Regions from separate parts of the Homo sapiens genome. Here region 1 is linked to region 2. A link is a loop called in an ENCODE intact Hi-C map of the cell type or tissue named here. Cell type or tissue: IMR-90. All regions are shown on one strand.

Region 1 (8,000 bases), 220 kb after region 2:
AGATCCTCAACACCTTCCTCTCTCTGATTGGAGTTCAAGAGGTTAAATGAGTAATTTCCCTTTGCAGGTGCTGTGATCAGGTGTTCTGGTTCTATATATAAAATTCCGGTGCTCATGTGCAGATATCCAGAAAGCTCAATTAATCCCAAACATCCCTTCCCACAGAGATATCCCAAAATAAAATCTTCAGCACATATAAAGTGGCTTAACTATTTCCCTGACTTAATGACTGAATTTAAATTCATAAAGGGTTTGTATGAGGCAGATGCTGAGGTTTATTCCCCAGGTTCATGGGCAACTGAACAAAAAGACAGAAGCTCAGACTAAAGCTGGAGAGTTTGGGGCTGGACATAAGGAAGAACTTCTTAACTGCTGGAGAGATTAAACAGAGGAATTGGCTTTATGGAGCAGTCAGGGAAGTTCTGTTTCTAGAGTTGCTCAAGGGGAAAAGACACATGTCAATTGTCTCATTGACATTTATTGATTAGGGCACAAAATATACCATATTAATCTTTAAGCCCTATAATAGTGTCTGGCATATAGTAGACAAACCTCCTTGCAATACAGATACATGAATAAGTGAATAAATGACTAAAACAATGTAAATGATGTGTCAGATATAAAAAATCATAAGATTTGATGATGCCCTAAAGCATTTGTATCAGTGTTCAAGGGCCACAATGATGCTGTGTAACAGACAGTCACAAACCTTAGGGACACAGAGCAATAAATATTGAATTCGTTTCATGTATCTGTGGGTTATCTGGAGGGATTTGTTGATTCTGCCTTGTGATCTTGTGGGGACTACTGGTTTATCTTGACTCTGTTCCATTAAATCTCTCATCCGTCAGCCAGCTAGCCCATGTTTGTTCTCATGGCAGACACAGGAGTCCAAGAGAGCAGAAGTCAGCAAGAACCCCAAATCTCTGACACATTCGACTGACCAAAGCAAGTTTAAGTCTAGCCCAGATTCAAGGTGTAAAGAAATAGACTGTACTTCTTGATGAAAAGGGGCTGTTAAGTCATATTTGCAAAGCTTGGAATGAGGGGAGGGGTTGTATTTGGGTTCTCCAGAACCAATAGCACATGTAGATAATTTGACATATAAAGGGTATTTATTAGGGGAATTGGCTCATGTGATTATGGAAGCTTAGAAGTCCGATAGGCTGTCTGCAAGCTGGAGAACTGGAGAAGCCAATGGTGTCACTTTCAGTCGAAGGCCAAACAAAGGACCTGGAGTTCTGATGTCCAAGGGCAGGATAAGAAGAATGTCCCAGTTTGGGCGTGAAGGCTCATACCTATAATCCCAGCACTTAGGGAGGCCAAGGTAGGCAGAGATCACCTGAGCTCAGGAATTCAAGACCAGCCTGGCCAACATGGTGAAACCCCATCTCTACTAAAAATACAAAAATTAGCAGGGTGTGGTGGTGCATGCCTATAATCCCAGCTACCTGGAGGCTGAGGCAAGAGAATCACTTGAACCCGGGAGACAGAGGTTGCAGTGAGCCAAGATTGTGCCACTGCATTCCAGCCTGGGCGACAGAGTGAGACTCTGTCTCAAAAAAAAAAAAAAAAGTCCCAGCCCCATAATGGAGAGAGAGAATTTGCCTTTTCCCTGCCTTTTGGTTCTATCAGCCAATTGGATGGTGCAAGCCCATATTGGGTGAGGGTGGATTATCTATTAAAAAAGGATGAATAAAAACGTGGCCATAACAGACATTTCAGATTTAATTAGGCACATACCAGGACATAACTACATGGAGTTAAGATGGAAAAGCTCTGGGAGGCCGAGGTGGGTGGATCACGAGGTCAAGAGATCGAGACCATCCTGGCCAACATGGTGAAACCCCATCTCTACTAAAAATACAAAAATTAGCTGGGCATGGTGGCACGCACCTGTAGTTCCAGCTACTTGGGAGGCTGAGGCAGGAGAATTGCCTGAACTCAGGAGGCAAAGGTTGCAGTGAGCTGAGATTGCGCCACTGGACTCCAGCCTGGCGACAGAGTGAGACAACATCTCAAAAAATAATAGTAATAATAATAACTATATATGTAAAAGCTTCACATTGCAGGTCATGTGAACTGTATCTTCAAAGATAATTATGCTGTTCCAAGTAGAGAAGAGTCAAGGACATTCTAGATAGAGGAAACAACAATCATATAGGCTCAAAGGTAGGAAAGAACATGATGTACCTGGGGGTGTAGAGAAATGGGGAGCAGGTATGCACTGTATAGGGCACAGTGGCAGGAGGAGAAGGGGGTACGACTGTACTAGGACAATATCTGATTTATTTACATTTATTTGCTTGTGAATCCATCTTTCCTACTGGAATGCAAACTCCATGAAGGTCGAGACTTTGATTTCCCCAGCATGTAGAACTCCGTCTGGCACATAGTATGGCACAGTAAATATTTGTTGATTGAATGCATGTAGAATGGCCGGTAGGCCTTGTGAGGGGAGTTGAACTTTAACCCAGAGGTGCTGGGAGGGAACTTAATTTGCAGATAAGTGGTTGAAGATTATGGTAAGATTTGAGTTTCAGAAAGATATCTCTGATGCTAGAAGAAATGATGAAGGATAGAGAATGGAATCCTGGCAATGGAAGTTGGAAGCAGCAGCTACACAAAAGTAGCTAAGAGTTTCAGAACAGAAGAGGCTATAGGCCTGTGCTTTCTGGAACAGAAGTGACCCTGGGAGCTGAAGGGAGTGCATGCTAGAACTTCAGGTTGTTTGCTGAGGCATTTGAGGTATTAATGATCTGCTCAATATTTTACAGAGAAATGTATCAAGGCTAAGAACTGTTGATTGAGGTTTTTCTTTTGTTGAATATCATTCAGTGTTTATTATTCATCTGGCATGATCTAGAAACTGTTGAAATACACATTTTTATTGATCTGCATAAACTTTTTTCATTTTATTACATAAACCATATAACTATCATTTGAGAAACAAAATCTTTCTCTACAAAAATAATAAAAAAGTGGATGTAGCATTATTTTCCTTCCTACTTAAAATTTGTCCGGAATTCAAAAGCATCATCAGCATCCCTGAGAACATGTCAGAAATCCAACATTGCGGAATCACCTTAGATGAACTGAATGACAATCTACATTTTAGGAAGCTAACAAGTGATCCATGCAAAGCTTAAGAAGCTATACTTTAAGGAATATTTACTTCAGATATTTTCCCCCCAAATGAGGCCATTTAAGGAAATTTCTATTTAAAGCCACATGAAAATATATACCTATCTTTACTTCCTAATTAAGGAAAAGTTAAAATTGAAGGCATTTGAAAAATTATAAAGGATAAAAAGCATAATTATTTATCAATGTCATTATCAAATATTTGACTGTACATGTTGGTTTGAGGTTTTGCTCAGTCCCATAACTTAACATGGTTATTCTGTGTACTGAGTTGTCACTGCCCTGCAGGCTTGAGCCCAAATGTAACACAGTTCATACACTGGAGGTAGGTTCAGCGCCCTGCAGTAGAAATGCCCAGCTGAGTCCTGCCTGGATCAGCCAAAATTATTAACATGAAAATCCATGAACATGAAAATCCATGCTTAGTGTTATAAGCCACTGAGTTTTGAATAATTAGTTATCAACCAATTAATTAATACCAATTGTGCAGATGTTGACCAATATAATATTTCTACATCTACTCAGACAAAAATATTTTATTAAAATGTATGGCCTTGAACTCAAGATGGGCACAAGTTTGCTCCACTGACAAATAGGGATGTAAACCCACCCCTACTTGGCTCCACAGCCTGTGTCTCCACCATGACACATTTGCCTTCTCTGAAGTTTATGCTGGATGTGGTTTTCTACTGATGTGCAATATTATGGTGATGCTGTAGTAAAGCACTGTTCCAGTCGGCCACATACATTCCATTTCTTCTCCAGTTGAGTTTTCTTCATTCTGCAAATATGTGGCATTGGAAGCTGGAAAGAGGCTACTTGGCTGAAACCTTTCTGATGGAGTCTATGTAAACATACAGAAGAAAAAATGTGTAACTAAGGTTCATATCCCTTAAAAAGAATATGTAGACAATTCAAGTGGCTGTATTAAAAGTTTCACATTCTACCACCACTTTGGTACATTAAAAGAGCTGTGAGAAACCTGACCTGCCAAAAAATGAATGGCCTTAGTATACACTTTTAGCAGTCCATTCATAAAGATTTTAAGAGGAAATTAAAACAGATTTGGGAAAATGTGCATGTATGTTTCTAATAATGCATGTAAGTACATAGACAGCATATTTGTTTTATTGTTGGCTGTACATACTCATAAAGATCTGCATAAACTCTTTTGTGTGTATGTATCTTTTCGGGGTCTATGGTGTGCCCCAGAAACTGAGTGTGCACAGTAGTAAGAGCATTGAAGTCAGAAGTTCTGAATTCAGGTTCTAGCTTTTCTACTTTTTGGCTGTGTGGCCCCAAGGAAGATACTTTTCCTCTAAGCTTCATCTTCATTCATGAAACAAGGTTAACTGATCATTTCTTGTCTACTTTAGAGGCTTATTGAAATAATCATGTAAGACTTATGATCTCATAAGGGAAAGACCTAGCATTTATTAAATGCCAGGTACATTGCTGAGCACTTGACATGCATGTTCTCATTTAATCCTTAGAACAATCTATGAGGTACTGTAGTACCAGTCCCAATTATTATATTATCCTCAATTTACAGATTTCATAACTGAGGCTCAGAGCTTAATTAAACCAAGCACTATTCTATAAATTGTAAAGTAATATTAAACAGAAAGTGCCAGTCTGACTACTACCTTCACTTTATAAGGAAAATATGAAAAATTTTCAATATATGGATCCCACCTTCTGAGAGTTGAGCAACTTGTGCCAATAACCGAAGAAAATGTAAGAAAACAAAACAAAACAACAAACCACAACAAAAACAGGCAAAGCAGCATTCTGTGCAGGTTCAGGCAGGTATCCTGGTCCTGGTCCAGTCCAGATCCGGAACTAAGATAGAGAATGAAAAGAAGTTCAGAAAAGATATCTATAAATAACTGCTGTAATGGAGACATTTGTAGAGAAAGAGATGATGCCACCAGATTGTCTATCCCCCACAACCTTTCTAGATATTCTTCCTGTGATGAGAAGCATTCCCACCATAGTATTAGGGCTGCTTCTAGCCCTAGAGAGAACTGCTAAAGACTTATACTGTCTTCCCTGGTGTGTTAGCCAGGGTTCTCTGGAGAAAAAGAAACAACGGAGTATGCATATATCTGGAGAGATTCATTTCAAGGAATTGGCTCATGCGGTTAAGGAAGCTGGTAAGTTCAAAATCTGCATGGTGAGCCAGAAGGCTGGAGACCCAGAAAAAAGCTGATGTTGCAGTCCAAGTCCAAAGGCCATCTGCTGGCAGAATTCCCTCTTACTCGGGGGAAGTCGTGCATTTGTTCTAGTCAGCCTTCGGCTGATTGGATGAGGCCCACCCACATTAAGAAGGGCAATCTGCTTTACTTGAAGTTCATGGATTTAAATGTCAGTCTTATTCAAAAACACCCTCACAGGAACATCCAAAATAATGTTTGACCAAATATCTGGACACAGTGGCTTAACCAAGCTGACACATAAAATTAACAGTCGTACCTGGCTGAACATTCAATACTAGGCTTAGTGCTGGGTTGCATCAAGGCCAAGAACAATAAGCTTATCAACTAGGCAAGTCAACAATAATTAGGGAGCACTACTTGGCTTTCTAATGGGCTCTAACACTAGTGTTTGGTGTGGGTTGTACAAAGAGTGCTGGCCTGGGACAAGGTTCCATGCCAACTCACTCTATGACCTGGGTCTCCCTGCTAAAGCCCTTTTATTTCTTCCTTCATACCGTAGCATTAAAGTTGTGCTAAATGCAACTCTACCATGGTATGTCCCATGGCACAGCCCTTTAAAAGGACCCTAGTACACCCTACAAAGCCTACCATAATCCTGTCTGCCTTCCCAGCCTCCTTGCTGCCCCTTGCACCTTGTATTTTGCAAAATCACGATGCATGCTACCTCCAGGCCATCACATTCATTGTTTCCTCTGAGTGGGTTATGTGTGGTGGCTTGGAAGAAACCCTAATTTAAGGCTCACCCTTAGCGTTCCCTCTATCATCTTTTCAGGTTTCCCCAGTCATCCTTCTCTACATGCAATGGACTAGCCTCCTCTTCATAATATCTGTGATACTTTACTGTATTTATTCATTTGTTTTTGTATCTGTGTCACCTGCTGACTGAGAATTGAACACATAAGTGCTCAATGCTTGTTTACTAGATGGTGAATGAATGAATGAGTGCATGGGCATAGACAAGAATGAATGGCATCCAGGGTTATACCACTTGCAAGGACAGAGCTGGGATGTGAATCTATACTTTTCTGACTACAAAGTCACTGATGTTTGCTTTAGAACAAAGACTCCACAATGACAGTTGCAGCTGGTGCCAGGCTGGCTATATCTGAATCTCTAGAGCAGGTTCTTGGTAAAAATACAGCTCCACCCAGATCTAATAAACTCTTGGAGGACTGAGAATGGAGAAGAAGGTTGTTAGGATACCTGGTTTTAAAAAAATTCAGACCTGTGGTTGCATTTCTAGGAGTCTGTCCTCCAGGAATAACACACAGATGCATATGGATATAGTACACAAATGTTACTGCCACATTATTTAAGATAAAAAGTAAAAAAAAAAAAACAGCTTATATTTTCATCAAAAGGGGAAATGGTGGCCACGTGAATTATACTATATTTATTCTCTGGAATGCCAGGAAGACATTACAAGAGAATGAGAAAAGAGAACCAACATGAAAAGATCTCTGAGACATCTTTTTCACTGAAAAAGGCAGGTCATGAAAGATAATATATGCTATGGTTCCATTTATTTATTTATATTAAAAAAATTTTTTTTTTTTTGAGACAGGTTCTCACTTTGTCACCCAGGCTGGAGTGCAGTGGTGCAATCTTGGCTCACAGCAACCTCCACTTCCTGGGTTCATGCGGTTCTCCCACCTCAGATTCCTGAGTAGCTGGGACTACAGGTATGTGCCACTACACCCAGCAAATTTTTGTATTTTCTGGTGGAGACAGCGTTTTGCCGTGTTGGCCAGGCTGGTCTCAAACTCCTAACCTCAAGTGATTTACCTGCCTTGGCCTCCCAAAGTGCTGGGATTACAGGCATGAGCCACATGCCTGGCCCCATTAATTTTATTAATGAAACAAAAAAGCCTCAACACATGTATGGCTGTTATCTCCTTACGTACGTGCTATGTTCTAAATGTTTGTGTCCCCCTCAAATGTGTATGTTGAAATCCTAACCCCCAAGGTACTAGGATGTCGGGTATTTGAGAGGTAATTAGGTAATGAGGGCAGAGCTTTCTGATTGGGATTAATGCCTTTATAAAAGAAGCTCTAGAGAGCTGCCTTGTCCCTTTTTACCACATGAGGATGTAATGAGAAGGCACTGTCTATGAGGAATGGGCTCTCACCAGACACCTAATCCACCAATGTCTTGATCTTGGACTTCCCATCTTCCAGAACTGTGAGAAACAAACGCTTGTTGTTGACAAGCCACCTAGTTTATATTTTTTGTTATGATAGCCTGAGTTACTAAGACAGTATATAAATGCCTAAATGTATTGATAAAAGTATGGAAAAAACACCAGCCTCTTAACATTGATTTTCTATGTAATTCGAGAATGAATTGATTTGAAATCAAAATTAAAAGCTTTGAGGTATGAGGGAGTATTTGGGGGATGACAGAAATGTCACAACTGAATTGTAGTGTAGTTGCACAACTGTATACATTTACTAAAAGTATTACATTTTATACTTAAATGAGTGAATTTTATGGGCTGTAAATAATACTTTAATAAAGCTCTTTCTCAAACAGACTTCCCAGATGATTTTAATGTGTATCTAATTTGGGGAACACTGGCTCTAAAATGCTTTTTTCATTCCTTCCCTTTTTTCTAAATCCCATCTTCCTTTCTTAAA
Region 2 (8,000 bases):
GATCTGAAGAATAACTGTCTCAGGCAGCCACTGAGTCACTCTGAGAACAGCACTTAGCAGAGTTGATATTCTCCTCATTTGCATGATTATTTATTATTTTTTGCCCATGCCAGAATGCCAGTTCTCAGAGGGTGGTGGCCTTGTCTCATGTATTCTTCCAGAAGAGGTCCTGGCACATGGTGGACGCTCAATCAATATTAGTTGAATGAATTATGAATTCCATAGACCCTGCCTTTCAACCAAGAGGAGAAGAAAAATCTTGCAAGACGTTTGAGAGATGTGAATTTTTCATGGGGTTGCTTTATTTAAGGGTAAATAATTCAGAAGAGGTACCAGCCTCCTGACAAATGTGACTCTGGAAGGTCCCTTGGAGGGTCGCATCATTGGCTGTCATGAATGTGGATCTCTGGGATCCACAAGCAGAAAGGAGAAGCAGAGATGAGGTGGGCGGAGCAGGAGGCGTGGAGATGGAGCACGATGGGGACAGGGAGGAGGTAGGGAGATGTAGATTGAGAAAATGTGTCAGCCTCCTGGGCTACAGAGTTCATATCTTTAAAAAGTTAATATCTTCAAAGTTAATAAAATATTTTTTAAAGAGACCACCCCAACTTATTTTATTTTCAGATTATACATTAATGCAAACTCATCATAAAAGTAAAGCAGAATTCAAGTACAGAAGAAAATCAGCATGAATCTCACCACTCTGTCAGTTCACTTTGTGAACATTTTGCTAAGTTTCTTCTTCTTTTTTTTTTTCCCTCTACACACTCATACTTCTCTTGTTTTGGTTTGAAATATTTGATTACATAATGTGTACCAGTTTTGCACCTTGCTATTTTCACTAAATGCCATTAAAAGTTCTTTTTTTGTCCACTTAGTATTATCAAAAATGCTTTAAAACATCATTTTTAATGGCTACGTAATGTTCCATTTTATGGCTACATCATAAACCCTGTTGCACAGTTTGTTTTCAGGTTTTCTTTTTTTATATAATTATAGGTGAGTTAGTGACAAACATCTTTGTGAATGAATTACTGCCCTCGCTGTTTGATTATTTCATTCAGGTGAGTTGGAGAAGTGAAATTACAGGGCCCGAGCATAGGAATTTTTTTACAGACCTTGAAGGATGGTGCTGGATTGCTTTTCAGAGTCTTTGTACCAATTTACATGGAGTATTTCTATTTTGGGGACCTCCTCCTGGAACAGGGAAAGATTTTCTAGCTCTAGAGAGAGAATGACCTGTAGTAAGATTTGGATCAGAATTTCACGCTTTGTAAATCATTGATTTTAGATTTCTCCCACTTTCTGTATTTATTTACCTTCTATTCTCTTGCAGTAATTTTAGAAATGGCATTGGGAAAATTCCAGACTGTTTCCATGGTACTCAGAGCAGACAGCAAAGGGAGGTTTGGTCCATGCTTTGGATAGAGCTGCCAAGAATGGGGGACCGTGTCCTGTAGTGGGGTGGGGCGGGGAAGGGGTCCAACCTATGATGGCAAAAGGAGACCAAATGAGATGCTTCGTGGGAAAGGTGACACATGGGGTTGTAGTGATGGTGATGAGGAGTGGAGATTTGAGCTGATCCTAAATTTTGGAGGTTCTCATTTTGGTTTTAACAAAAGTAGGGTTTCTTGATAGCAGGCTGGACTGGATCAGTGATTTTCAAATTTTCCTTCCTCCTCCTGGAACTTTTGGATTCTATGGTGGTGCTTGAGTTAAGTAAATGATTTTAAGGTCATCTGCACCTAATTTAAAACTGTGTTAGTAGTGGTAATAAATATCAACACATACACATATAAATGTATATAGAATGTCATATTTTAACACCACGTGGACCTGAAGGTAGACACGTACTAACTGGTTTTAGAGCAGACTTTGAATGAAGCATCTCTCTCTTGAATTGAGGAGGGCTCTGAGGCTGGAAGGGCAGTGTGATTTGAACAGCTGCAGCAGCAGCAACATTGTCCATCAAACCAAGATAGACTTCTATCTTGGGGAAAGTGAATCAGAAACTCTATGTTACAGAGTAAACAAAACAGAATATACAGCCCGGATGCTCAAGCAGATCGAAAACTGCAAATGCCCTGTTTAACTCTCAGCTTTAATCTGGTCACAACAGCACCCATGTTCTCTTTGCTAGACTTTATTATATATATGCAGATAGATACCAATCATTTTTGACTGTTATATGTACAGCGGGTCCATTTTCATTTGAAAGAGAGTTCCTCTGAGGACCCTTTCTAACACTAACATTTTCTGATCAACAGGCCGACTTTATCATCCCATTTGATGGATGGATAAGTTGAGGCATTAAGTAAAGTCCTGCAGAGAGCTAGCTTTGCAGTTTAGTCTCTGTCAGATTTTGAGCAAGTTAGTTTAGTTCCCTGAGCCTCAGTGTTCTCATTTCTAAAATGGGAATAATAGTGTCCACTCTGCAGTGCCATTATGAGGGTGGAAATGAAACCCAATCTTTTCCTTTGCTCAGTGGCTAGGCTTTGGGAATGAGCATCTAATTCACATTTGCCAAATGCCGACTCCTCCCTCTTGTCCATGCTGGCCTCATTCTTGCCGTGACTCTATTTAATGTACTCTGGTAAGTTTTAGGCGTAGAAGAGGAAAGAAATATATGTATTGCCTACATACCTATTGGAACTTGGGATCCTTTAAAACATGCAGTCTTATTACAGTGATTCTTCTGTAATAGCAGTATTTATTTTCTGGTCTGGGGAACAAAAGCCTTCTTTTCCTTTCTTCGATTAAGAAATTAAAATCCAGTAGCATAGAATCTCTTAGAATCATTTCTTGTATTGCTTCCTAACTTGACCTTAACATTCTGTGTGACCTTTCGAGGCCCTTTTTACCTCTCTCAACCTCTGCTTCCTGTAAAATGAGGTGGTTGGGTCAGGTGACATTAACGGTCCTTACAGCTTTTCAGTTTTTAAATTCTACGAAGACTTAGGAGTAAAACCTTGAAGCGTTAAGTTTCTTTTCTGCGGGGGGGGAGAAAAATTACTGTTCTTTTAAATTGGCCACGTGGGGTCGCTAGTGATCTAAGAGACTGGTTCGCGAAGGTGGTACTGTAAATGTGTGGTGCTTCAGCGAACAGATTCTGGGGGTGGTTTATGAAATTTTCTTTTTGTCTCTCCCTTCAGCTCCAAAATTCACTCGAAGACTTGATCACATCATTAGTGTTGAGAGAATCATAAGCAGCTGCCAGAGATTGTGTTCAGAGCCAGACCGTGGTATCTCATGCCCACCTCAAAAGAAAAGAAAAAGGAAAAAATCATGGTAATCCTGGGGTGCAACTGGCTCTCCTTTTAGACTCTAACTCAAGCTGCTACATAATGTGGTCTTGCAATTCCTTGGCTTGAGAAGTAGGTCCTGCAAAGTTAAACTGGATGGCATAAAACATGCCTTAGTGATGGAGTCAACCTTTGTCTGGAAGAATCTGGAGTTACCAAAGGCAGAAGCATGGCAAAATTCTCACTGAAGAGCTGATGAGTGTCTCTCTTGGCAATTTTCCTGGTGGGCTTTGCTGATGGTTGAGGTGGGGTGGGGTGGGTGGCAGCAAGCTTGAATGACTGTAGAAATCAGGGAGGGTTCATTAAACAAAAAGTAAATAAAATAAAACAAAAATCTGGAAAGCTCATGTATCTTCCCACACCAGGGACAGGGTACCCACAGCATGCTCGGCACAGACCAGACCCTTTATGGAAAGTCAGCTGAACCTTGCCCTCGGCGTGCAAGGAAAAAAAATGTCTTTTCTGCCAGAAGTGTTGTATAAACATCCTTTTCCTACGATCCTGGATCCTGATCCTCTAGCTCCAGGACCCAGAGGAGCGTGGGGAAAGTATCTTAATGTAGACAGATTTCGAACTCCTGCTGTCCCTTTTCAGATCGTAAATTACCGTTAATGCTGTTTATACTCTTCCCCCTTCCTCTCTTAATAGTTTTAGAAACAGTAATTGACAACAAAATAGAGCCGCAAAGGGTGTAAGGGAGCCCTGCTTGGCTGGCTGAGAAGCAGCCAACTAAGTATCTGTTCATCATGTACGTCTCTGCAACAGAAGTAAAAGATTTACCCACACAGGTGCCCTTCCTTGCTTTCCTTTCGTCATTTTGCTGTGATGGAGCAGGGTACATCTCAATTTCAATTAACTGGAAAGAGAAAAGTTGCGTGTGTTTGCGTGCTTTTTGTCCACCCTGCTCCCTGTACGGGAGGCTGTACAAAGCTGGTGTGGGCTATGGAGCCTGGGGAGGAAGCTGCTCAGAAGTGGATCCCAGGATCTCTGTGGTTCTCTCTGCCCGGGTGTTGTCTTGTTTTGGGGTGCACGGTCCTCGGAAGCAGTTTCCTAAGACAATTCCAGCATGAGGAATATGCCCAGGCTTGAAGTTGGTGAGAGCTGGATTTAAATCCTAGATCAACCCACTTATTTAGCTGTCAACTTAACCTCTTAGAGTCTCAGTGTTCTCCTCTGTAAAATGGGGATAATACAGGTTGAATACCCCTCATCCAAAAATCCAAAACCCGAAATGCTTCAAAATGCAAAACTTTTGGATTTCACATCCAAACTTTTGCCATTGAATGCTGACACAATGTTCAAAGGAAATACCCATTGGAACATTTCAGATTTTGGATTCTCGGAGTAAAGATGCTGAACGCATAAGTATAATGCAAGTATTCCAAAATTAGAAAAAATATCTGAATTCCAAAATACTTCTGGTCCCAAGCATTTTGGATAAGGGATACTCAACCTGTAACAATATTCCCCTAAGGGAGTGGTTTGGAAGATTAAATAAAGCTGTGTTTGTAGAAAAAGTGACTGAGGCCTAGCAAGACATCCATGAATGCCTTTTCTTTTTTCAAAACCTCTTGACTTGTGCTGTCCAAGGTGGTAGTCACATGGGGCTATTGAGCACTTGAAGTCTGGCTACTTGAAACTGACAAGTTCTGTAAGTAGAGAATACACACCAGATATCAAAGACTTAGTAGAGAAAGAAAATAATGCAAAACATCTCATTAATAATGTTTTATACTGATTACATACTGAAATTTTAATACATTGCAAATATTGGATAAAATATATTCTAAAAGTTAATTTTACCTTTTTTAACTTTAAAAAATGTGGCCACTAGAAAATTCAGAATTGGATATGTAGCTTGTATTTGTGGCTCACATTATGTTTCTCTTGGGCTGTGCTTCTGTAGTTTCTCTTTTACTCACCTTCTATTCAAATTCTTTCCTTCTCTTAAGGCCTAGCTCAAGCTTTGCTGTCTTTTTGGGTCCTTTGGGTCAATCTCTCCCTTCCCTAAAATCTCCTAGGGGTTTTGTCATGGAGAGACAGTCACATAATGTGTATTTGTGGGCTGAATTTAAGCAGGAAAAACATATAAAGTGTTTAGCCCAGTGTCTGGCACATCACAAACAAAATAGTATGATTCATTTTTTTTTTTTTTGAGATTACCATTGGAGTCTGGCTACCTAGTTCAGAGCCGGTTTTTTTGCTGCCTTGCATCCTTCTCATGTGTTTAGTCTCTCTTCCTTGTGTGTTTAGTCTTGTTGAATATGCCTGTGAGGACAGAGAACCCGTCTATTTTTCCTGGGTTTGTTCTTAACCCACGAGGCAGCTCTAGCACAATGGATTCTCCCCTATGATTATTCACGGACAAAGCCAGCGCCTGTTGACTAAGCTGTCATCTTGGAGTCATTTGCCATTCTTTCCATTCTTTCCTTCATTCCACAGGTATTTGTTCTTCTTGGGATGCTTTTTCACCACTCTTTTCTTCATTGAGCTAACTCTTTTGCATCCTGAAAACAGTAATCGAGGTCAACATGTATAGCACTCACTATATATTCACCCTATTCTAAGTAGTTTATGTATATGAATAAAGTTCATCCTCACAACTGCCCTGTAGGGCGAGTATTGTCATTTAACTCATCCTTCAGATGAGGAACCTGAAACACAGAAATTAAGTAACTCATCCAAGGCCACACAGCTAGTGAGAGGTGGGGGCTGGATTCAAATCCAGTACTACAGTCCCAGAAACCATAGTACTCTGAATCACCAGGCTCGAAGTCATCGTCACCAGAAGCCCTTCTGGAACACTGCTCCTAAATTTTCAACATACCACTTGGCCCTTCCATCACACCCAGCCCCATGTGAGTATCTGTCATAGGCCTTATCCCATATGATTACAATCCCTGGTTTCCTCTTCAGTTCCCCTCATTGCCCTGTGATCTCCCTGAGGATCTCAGTGAATCCCGGTGAAAGAAGGAACATGGCTTTAGGCTGCAGGGGACAGATTCTCCCAGAATCCAAAGACATGAGACTTAAAGAAGGTCTTCCTCTTTCATGTCATCAAACTGTTCATTTTTTTCCATACCTCTTTTAGCAATCTGTAACCGTCTTGTTTGTTTTCATTTACTTGATTTAAAAATAAAATAAAATAAAAAAAAACTTTTCCTTCCCCCAAGAATGAAGGCAGAGAATTTATCTGTCTTGTTTGCTGCTTTACTTCAGTGCCCGGCACAGAATGTATATTCAGTAAATATGTGTCAGGTGAGTAAATGAATGAATGAATTTATTGTGTTTCTGTTATGGGCCAGGTACTGTGTAGACACCATGGTTCTTGCCTTCACAAGGTTAACAAGTTTATGGAGGGTGATGGGGAAGATGGCAAGAGGCAGTAACTATATAGAAATGGAGAAAGAACAGGGAGCTTGGCTTCTCATTGAGCTCCTTTCTGTCCATTGATGGCAGTTGATGGATTTGCATGAGAAGAAGAGAGAATTCACAGAACTAGCGTTATTTTACTTTCTGTCTTTACAGAGGTATATTTGGCTGTTTTGTGAGACATTCTGGGAAGAAAAAACAAACAAACAAAAGAACAGGGAGTTTGGAGAACCAAAAAGAAGAAGGATTTAGCATTGGGTGAGGGGAAGTCCAGAAAGGGTTTCTGCAGAAAGTGACAACTAAGAGACCTGAAACATAGTTGGGAGATGACCAAGCAGAAGACAAAGGAAAGAGCTGAGTAAGGAAGGAGAAGAGAGATGTTTCAGATAGAGGGAAGGAGAGGTAGGAAAGGCCTGGCAATCTGGTTATTTTCAGGCCTCTTGGGTGCAAATGGTAGAAGGGAGGAGCTTCATGAATTTTGAGCACCTTGATGTCCAAGCCATGGCAGAATTGGACTTCCCTTCATGTATTCCTTTTTCCACCCCCCACCAGCTGTCTTTGTTGCCTTCATTGTTCCCAAAGCCTCCTTTTCATCCTTGTTTATTCCTGGCTGGAATAGGTTCAGTGGAACCATATTCCTCCGACAGTTTGCATTGCTTCACTTGCTCAGGAGCCGGTAGCACTGCCAGCTGCCTCTGGGACCGGAATTTCTTACATTTATCTCATGAGCTATACTTTTCTGTCTATTTTTGCATGTTATCCTTTGATCCTCGCAGCAACTGTGTGAGTTCTCTCAATTCTTAGCCTAAACCTAAAACGTGTCTATTCTCAGCCTCTTACTCCCATTCCACTGCGATTCTCTTAAGTGTACTACTCTTCCTTCCTCTTCCCTACACAGATGCTTGAATCTGCCAAGAAATTTGCTTCCCTTTCTCTCTCTATGTATATCATTTAAGAACCCCTAAGCCAAAAACACACCATCTGATGAATACTTAGAGAGGCCAGTAGGGTACAGTATTTATACTCAGATCTATACTTTTGATCTGTTCTGGGAGGTCAAAGATATTTGGTCTTAGATTTCATACTTTGTGTGTTTCCTTTGTTTTTGAGACTGTCTAGGTCTATTCTGTCTTTGGACAGCTTGGACTACTTAGACTTTTCTTTTCAGAGTGAGTTTTGATGTGTCTGCTCGTGGGGTCCAACCATTGGTCCTAGTTCTACAGTTAGGTCCAGGAGGGCAGAATAGCTGAGTAGCTACATGCATCTGAATCTTGGCTTGCCACTTCCTGCCAGCTTTGGGAGGCTATCAAGACCCTCTGCTTTCTG

The links. Hi-C counts contacts between places; a loop is a spot of excess contacts. Peaks named below come from ENCODE experiments on the same cell type or tissue, not always from the same donor. Only the 100,000 strongest peaks of a DNase experiment are listed, where the experiment ranks them.
Region 1: it touches region 2 in a loop (4-fold over the local background); 4 of 110 quality-filtered maps call a loop at or near these places.

What each region holds. Positions count from the first base shown.
Region 1 is chr4:17,099,292-17,107,291 of GRCh38, reverse strand. No RefSeq gene overlaps it. Among named protein-coding and RNA genes, the nearest start is that of LINC02493, 83 kb to the left of the region's middle. In IMR-90, no CTCF peak of the experiment used is centred here; a DNase peak (open chromatin) is centred at 3,881; H3K27ac peaks cover 221 bases.
Region 2 is chr4:17,319,606-17,327,605 of GRCh38, reverse strand. SNORA75B (small nucleolar RNA, H/ACA box 75B) reads left to right here and starts at 6,724; the gene lies at 6,724-6,860. In IMR-90, a CTCF peak has its summit at 3,036 (motif pointing right); DNase peaks (open chromatin) are centred at 3,075 and 3,395; H3K4me3 peaks cover 161 bases; H3K27ac peaks cover 1,281 bases.